Linked DNA regions of Homo sapiens: all the other regions are linked to region 3. Evidence: read pairs that join two places in POLR2A ChIA-PET (ENCODE). Cell type or tissue: Caco-2. All regions are shown on one strand. Region 1 has its middle 5.1 kb from the start of SMAGP. Region 2 has its middle 4.4 kb from the start of GALNT6. Region 3 overlaps CELA1 (chymotrypsin like elastase 1).

The links. Peaks named below come from ENCODE experiments on the same cell type or tissue, not always from the same donor. Only the 100,000 strongest peaks of a DNase experiment are listed, where the experiment ranks them.
Region 1: POLR2A ChIA-PET joins it to region 3 with 5 read pairs; 26 of 35 experiments call an interaction of 5 or more read pairs at or near these places.
Region 2: POLR2A ChIA-PET joins it to region 3 with 6 read pairs; 9 of 35 experiments call an interaction of 5 or more read pairs at or near these places.

The regions. Positions count from the first base shown.
Region 1 is chr12:51,274,273-51,276,772 of GRCh38, forward strand. No RefSeq gene overlaps it. Among named protein-coding and RNA genes, the nearest start is that of SMAGP, 5.1 kb to the left of the region's middle. In Caco-2, no CTCF peak of the experiment used is centred here; a DNase peak (open chromatin) is centred at 1,029.
Region 2 is chr12:51,394,543-51,397,042 of GRCh38, forward strand. It overlaps a transcript of SLC4A8 not described here. Among named protein-coding and RNA genes, the nearest start is that of GALNT6, 4.4 kb to the left of the region's middle. In Caco-2, no CTCF peak of the experiment used is centred here; a DNase peak (open chromatin) is centred at 1,149.
Region 3 is chr12:51,329,577-51,332,076 of GRCh38, forward strand. It overlaps CELA1 (chymotrypsin like elastase 1), which reads right to left. Exons shown (of 8, transcript NM_001971.6): 7 at 108-257. Among named protein-coding and RNA genes, the nearest start is that of BIN2, 6.7 kb to the left of the region's middle. In Caco-2, no CTCF peak of the experiment used is centred here; no DNase peak of the experiment used is centred here.

The DNA.
Region 1 (2,500 bases), 55 kb before region 3:
TCTTGCTCTATCACCCAGGCTGGAGTGCAATGGCGTGATATCGGCTCACTGCAACCTCCGCCTCCCGGGTTCAAGCAATTCTTCTGCCTCAGCCTCCCAAATAGCTGGGATTACAGGCGTCTGCCATCAGGCCCGGATAATTTTTTGTATTTTTAGTAGAGACAGAGTTTCGCCATGTTGGCCAGGCTGGTCTCGAACTCCTGACCTCAGGTGATCCACCCGGCTCAGCCTCCCAAAGCGCTGGGATTACAGGCATGAGCCACCACGCCTGGCCTGATACATTATTTATTAATTTTTTTATGTAGTCACATACCTCATTTTATTTTTTGAGGTGGAGTCTCACTCTGTCGTCCAGGTTGGAGTGCAGTGGCTCCATCTCAGCTCACTGCAACCTCTGCCTCCCAGGTTCAAGTGATTCTCATGCCTTAGCCTCTGGAGTAGCTGGGATTACAGGTCCACACCACCAGGCCTGGCTAACTTTTGTATTTTTAGTAGAGACAGGGTTTCACCATGTTGGCCAGGCTGGTCTCAAACTCCTGACCTTGAGTGATCCACCTGCCTCGGCCTCCCAAAGTGCTGGGATTATAGGCATGAGCCACTGCTCCCAGCCAACATACCTCATTTTAAAAGTGTAGTCATACAGAAAAATAGATCCAATATGCACATGCTCAGCACCCAGTTTGGTGTAAAATAAATACTATTGTAAGCAGTGTGCGTATTGTGTTCTCTGGTGTGTGTGCTGTTTATCTGGATATGTCATGTCTCGAGCTCTCTGCATGTCTTACCTAGTCTGTCAGTATGTCCTTCAAACTGCTGGAGGGCAGGGACTGGAGGATGTTCTTGCAATTAATTCTATGTAGAGAGGCATACAGACAGATGATGAATGAAGGCTTGTGGTGGTAAACTACCAGTGTTCTCCAAGGATTAAATGCTAAACCTCAGAAACTGCAGAGGCTGTCCTTTTGTCAATAGACCTCAAGGGGCCTTAGGGGAGGGGACAAGAGACATTCATCTCCACCCAGTTTTATTGGCCTTCAGCCCCACCTTGTGCTGCTGCCAGGATGGCAGTCTTTCCCCTGGACATTACCATTTTGTCAGTTAGGGTAAACAAGCTGTTCCCCAAATGGCACTATCCACCCTAGGTAAGCATATGGGCACTTTCCCCTGCCTCCTCGGAGCTCTCAGTAGGGTTATACACAAAGTGCCAACCTCACAATTTAGTAAAATTCTCCACTTCAGGTGTGCCTCTATTGCAGCAGTTACTGCTTGTCTGCCCCACCAGACTGTAAGTCCCTAGAAGTCTCTGGCTCACGCCAAAGAGGATCAGTCTCCTGAGGAGAGTAGGGAAAGCCCTGGAGAGAAAAGGGTTGAGGGCCTTGTGCAGCTAGGGTCCTCTGTTCCCAGCATTTTCCCTGTATCACTCCCAGCAGTGATTCTGAATGCCAAGGGAGTGGAACATCTTTTATTTTATCTTATTTATTTATTTTTGAGATGTAGTCTTGCTTGGTCACCAGGCTGGAGTGCAGTGGCGCGATCTCGGCTCACTGCAACCTCCGCCTCCTGGGTTCAAGCGATTCTTCTGCCTCAGTCTCCCGAGTAGCTGAGACTACAGGCATGTGCCACCACACTCAGTTAATTTTTTTTTTTTTTTTGAGATGGAGTCTAGCTCTGTCGCCCAAGCTGGAGTACAGTGGCACGATCTCAGCTCACTGCAAGCTCCGCCTCCCGGGTTCACGCCATTCTCCTGCCTCAGCCTCCCAAGAAGCTGGGACCACAGGCGCCCACCACCACGCCCGGCTAATTTTTTTGTATTTTTAGTAGAGACTGGGTTTCACCATGTTAGCCAGGATGGTCTCGATCTCCTGACCTCGTGATCCGCCCGCCTCAGCCTCCCAAAGTGCTGGGATTACAGGTGTGAGCCACCGCGCCCGGCCCACACTCTGTTAATTTTTGTATTTTTATTAGAGACGGGGTTTCACCATGTTGGCCAGGATGGTCTTGATCTCTTGACCTTGTGATCCATCCGCCTTGGCCTCCCAAAGTGCTGGGATTACAGGAGTGAGCCACTGCGCCTAGCCTGGGAGTGGAACACCTTTTAGGAGAGCTATGAAAAAGGACAGGCAGTAGGGCTTTTATAATTTGAAGAACAACTCTCCTCTCAGGGGGAAATGTAAGCTTCTCCTCTCCATTACTGCTGTATGCAGTAGAGATCCTTTGAAGATGATCCTTTTCTTTTTTCTTTCTTTTTTTTTTTTTGAGACTGGGTCTCGCTGTGTTGCCCAGGCTGGCTGGAGTGCAATGGTGTGATCAAAGATCACTGCAGCTTTGATGTGAGCTCAAGATACCCTCCTGTGTCGGCCTCCAGAGTGGCTGGGGCTACAGGCATGTGCCACCATGCCCAGCTAATTTTTAATTTTTTGTGGAGATGGGGTTTTGCTTTGTCACTCAGGCTGGCCTTGAATTCTTGGGCTGAAGCAATCCTCAAGCCTTGGCCTCCCAA
Region 2 (2,500 bases), 65 kb after region 3:
GAGTGGTGGCTCATGCCTGTAATCCCAGCACTTTGGGAGGCTGAGGTGGGAGATCACTTGAAGCCGGGACTTTGAGTTCAGCCTGATACAGCGAGACCCTGTCTCTACAAAAAATAAAAATACAACAGGCACGGGGGCCCACTTGAGGGTGGAGGGTGGGAAGAGGGAGAAGATCAAAAACTACCTAGCGGGTATTATGCTTATTACCTGGATGACAAAATCATCTGTACACCAAACCCTCGCAACATGCAATTTACCCATGTAACAAACCTGGACATGTACTCCTGAACCTAAAAGTTTAAAAAACATATATGATAGTGAAAAAATGAAAATAAAATTAGCTGGGTGTGTTGGCATGTGCCTGTGGTCCCAGTTACTTCGGAGGCTCAGGTGGGAGGATTGCTTGAGCCTAGGAGTTAGAGGCTGCGGCGAGCTGTGACTGCAATGCTACATTCTAGTCTGGGCAACAGAGCAAGACCATGTCTCTGAAAAAAATAAATAAAAAAAAAACGGGTTTCTGTAAATGAAAAAGTTATACGTAAATGAAATGGAAAATAAAAATGAAAAAGTTATATATGCACATGGTAATAAGTCAGGCACTATGAAAATGTATACAGTGAAAGCTCCATTTCCCACCTCTCTAGACATTGTCTCTATCTCCAGAAACCTTGGGTCCAAGGTCCCGTGCATATTCCTGACTGAAAGTTCCCATAAGCGCTTCTGCAGGACATGTCTAGATTCTGTTAACTGCAAAGACCCAGGATGACCCCTTCTCAGGAAGTCCTATGAATTTCTTTTTTTTTTTTCTCACGATCTTATTTTTATTTCTTGGCTGTTTTAGATTCGGGTTTTGGGTGTTCTGAGTTTCACTTTTCACATGAGTGTGCATCAAGGGTGTTCCCCACCATAAGGCAGGAAACCTGGAGGGGAGCAGAACAGTGGAAGTGTGACAAAGGCAGCTCTGTGAGGCCGTTGACACCAGCCCTGGCCTTTATCTAGTCTCTTCCTTCCACACGGTCCCTGGTGAGGGGATACCCACCTCTGGTGGGGCAGAGTGAGGGAGACCTGCCCTTCAGGGGGAGGTGCTGGCTCCACTTAGCTAGGGGAGTGTGCAAGGGATGCCGTGAACTTGCCAAGGAGGTTAGTAGGGAGGCCAGCTGGTCAACCTCCCTCTGTCCTATCACTACCTCTCATCTCACCCACTCTCCTCTACCCTGAGGGAAACAACGGAGTCTCCCACTCCCTCCCTACCTCTTTGTTTCTTATCTGTGAAGTGCAGTTAATGATACCTGGGGTTGTTAATGAAGCTCAAGTGAGATAACACATGAAAGTGTGAGAGTTGGGTCTTCTAAATTACATCTGCTGCTCTACTTTCCTGCATATTCACATTTACTCCTCATCTCATTCCCATGCTCAGGAGAGAAACAGTTAAAGCGAGAAATATTTTAGGGAACCCAAGCAGAGCTGCTCCTAGTTCTGCCATAATCACTCATGCGCTACAATTCACCCATTTCTGTGTGCCTCAATTTCCTCATCTGTAAAATGGATATGTTATTTTTATGATTGGGTTGTAAGATTAAATAAGCAAAGTGCTTAACCCAGCATCTGGTACACAATAAGCAGTCAGTTGAAATTTGGATGTTAGCCATTATAATATTAGCTGTTTTTCTTCTTTCCTTCCTCCATTCCTCCCTTCAATAAAATGCTGTTAAAGTGCTCCATGTGTTAGCCTCTATGCTAGGTCAGGTGTGGAGATACAAGGATAATAAGTCATGTCTGTCTCATCCAGACACCCATAGTTTGTCAGGGGAGCCTGATGTAAAAATGACTATGAAGGAGCAGGGCTAGGACTAGGGTAAGGCAAGTGAGGGCACTTCTCTTGAGTGCAAAATTTATGGGGGCATCTAAAAACTCAGTAACCAAGATAAATAATACTTTAATGCAATATTTTAAAAAAATCAAAATTAATGCAAAAAATCAGTGATGGACAAAGTATCAAAAATTCAAAATAAAGAATCAGCTGGGCCTGGTGGCTCATGTCTGTAATCCCAGCACTTTGGGAGGCTGAGGCAAGAGGATCACTTGAGCGCAGGAGTTTAAGACCAGCCTGGGCAACATAGTGAGACCCCATCTTTATTTAAAAAAAAAAAAAAGACTAGTTTCCTTCTAAGCCATATTGAAGCCTAAGGAAAAAAGAAAAATATATACCCTCATACATATTTTTCTGTATTTTTTGAATGGTTATTTTTTCCTAGAGCATTAAAGTAGTTGAAAAAACATTTAAAACTTGAAACATAGGTGTATTAAAACTCACAGCATTACTTTAAATATTTTATTTGTTCCAAAATGGAATTTATTATGATTTTACTTCAGCCTTAGTTAATTTTTTTTTTTTTTTTTTTTTTGAGACGGAGTCTCATTCTGTCGCCCAGGCTGGAATGCAGTCGCACGATCTCAGCTCACTGCAACCTCCACCTTCCAGGTTCAAGCGATTCTCGTG
Region 3 (2,500 bases):
AAGGAAGATGACGGCTTGCCCAGTCCATCCAACGTTTGTTCCCCAACCCAGCCAGTGCGTAGGTCTCCAGGTGACCCCATTTCAACCCATCATTTGAGAGGACTCACATTATTTATCCAGGAGATGTAAGCAGAGACCTGGGTGAAGACTGTAGGCTTCCTGGAGACATTACAGCCCCGGCTGGACACAAAGCTGGTCACTCCATGGACAGAATACTTGCCATTCACCAAGCAATGGAGGGGGCCCCCAGAGTCACCCTGCAGGGAGGAGAAACAGAATCCTAAAACTCCAGATCTTCGGGCTTTTGCTTGCACTCCCCCCGCCCCCGTCTCTGGTTGTGAAATTCTGTACGGTTTTAAAGCTCCAATGCAAATCTCCACCTCCTTCATGTCCCCACAATCAAAATGAATCTCTTCTTCCTTTCTAAACAACCACAATACTTCTTCTCTTTTGCTGCACTTATTTCATGTTCTGCCTTGTATTTTGGTTTCATAATTTGTTTGTACCTCCTCACACATGTCTATGAGCTTCCTGAGACAAAAACTCTTACCAAGATCTTTCCTCTCCACAATGCTAGCATAGAACTTTAAATATCTAAAGTTCAATCGCTTTTATTGGCTTAAATTGAACCTGGGGTGGCAAAAATAGGGCATTCTAATAATTTCTTTATCCCCAGCATTTAGACCAATGGGTATAATTAGACCAAGTATTTAGACTTGGTAGTCAAAACATGCTAAACTAAACTGGAATGAAGAGGAAAGTGATGTATTAGGTCACATGCTCAACTGGGAACCTGGGTTTATGGAATATGATCTTGCCTCCCTTCTTACTCAGCTTCTAGAATGCCAGGTCCATAATGCCACACATAAAATGGGAAGATACTTCTCTGGAAAAACTGAACAGTCCAAGAGGAAAGACCTAAAGATACTGACATTGGAGGTCCTCCACTAAAATGGCCTAGCCAGATCACCTGACAGAGAATCCACTATTGATGAACCCCATCTAAGGCTCAGAGCTACCAATCAGCCCACCCACTCTGGGTAAAAATACCACCCCCACTCTGAAATAAAAGCAGATGGTTAAGGATCACTAAACATCTAAAGAATGCCTCTAGCCGGGCCCAGTGACTCATGCCTGTAATCCCAGCACTTTGGGAGGCTGAGGCGGGCGGATCACGAGGTCAGGAGATCGAGACCATCCTGGCTAACACGGTGAAACCCCATCTCTACTAAAAATACAAAAAATTAGCCGGGCGTGGTGGTGGGCGCCTGTAGTCCCAGCTACTCGGGAGGCTGAGGCAGGAGAATGGCGTGAACCCGGGAGGCAGAGCTTGCAGTGAGCCAAGATGGCGCCACTGGGCTCCAGCCTGGGCGACAGAGTGAGACTCTGTCTCAAAAAAAAAAAAAAAAAAGGAATTCATCTAATATAAAAATAAAGATTGAAACAAAGAAACAAGGAGCTAAATAAAAAAATGAAGGCAACCAAGACTATGCAGGGAGAAGAAAACAAGCAATAAAACCATAACTAATAGGCTGGGCATGGTGGCTCCACACCTGTAATCCCAGCACTTTGGGAGGCTGAGGCGGGCGGATCACCTGAGGTCAGGAGTTCAAGACTAGGCCAACACAGTGAAACCCCTAAAACTCTATTAAAAATACAAAAATTAGCCGGGCGTGGTGGTACATGCCTGTAATCCCAGTTACTCAGGAGGCTGAGGCAGGAGAATCGCTTGAACCCAGGAGCTGGAGGTTGTAGTGAGCTGAGATTGCACCACTGCACTTCAGCCTGGGCGACAGAGCGAGACTCCGTCTCAAAACAAACACACAAACAAAAAACATGACTAATATGCATCCATGATACAAGAACGGCATACTACTAAACAACATTCAGACAGCAAAAAGAGCCTTTGGAAATTACAGATTTGATAGATTTAGAAATGAGAGACTGGAAGAGTTGGAACATAAGATAGAACAAACAAGATATAGAGAAAACAAGAGGACCAGCTTAGGAGGCAAACATGTGAATAACAGAAATTCTAGAAAGAGAAAAGTGAAAATAGAGTGGGAGGAAATCAACAAATAAACAACATTTTCTGGATCAAAGGTCTGGAGTTTCCGGGAAAACCCACCCATTAAGTATCCCTCACAACGAATGCAAATAGATCCACATAGACCACTAGGTCAAGAGAAGATGATATAGGTCACTTAACAAATTAGTGGAGTGTGTGGGGTTGAATTAATGAAAAACTGACTATATTAAGCAAATGAAAAAGACAATTTTTAACAGACATTGAAAAAATTGAAAAAGTTGTGCAGCAAGGGCTGACCTTGGTGGTTTATGACTGTAATCCCAGCACTTTGGGAGGCTGAGGCAGGAGGACTGCTTAAGCTAAAGCCAGGAGTTTGAGACCAGCCTGGGGTACAAACCGAGACCCCCATCTCTATTAAAATTTTAAAAAATCAGCTGAGTGTGGTGGCATGTGCCTGTAGTCCTGGCTACT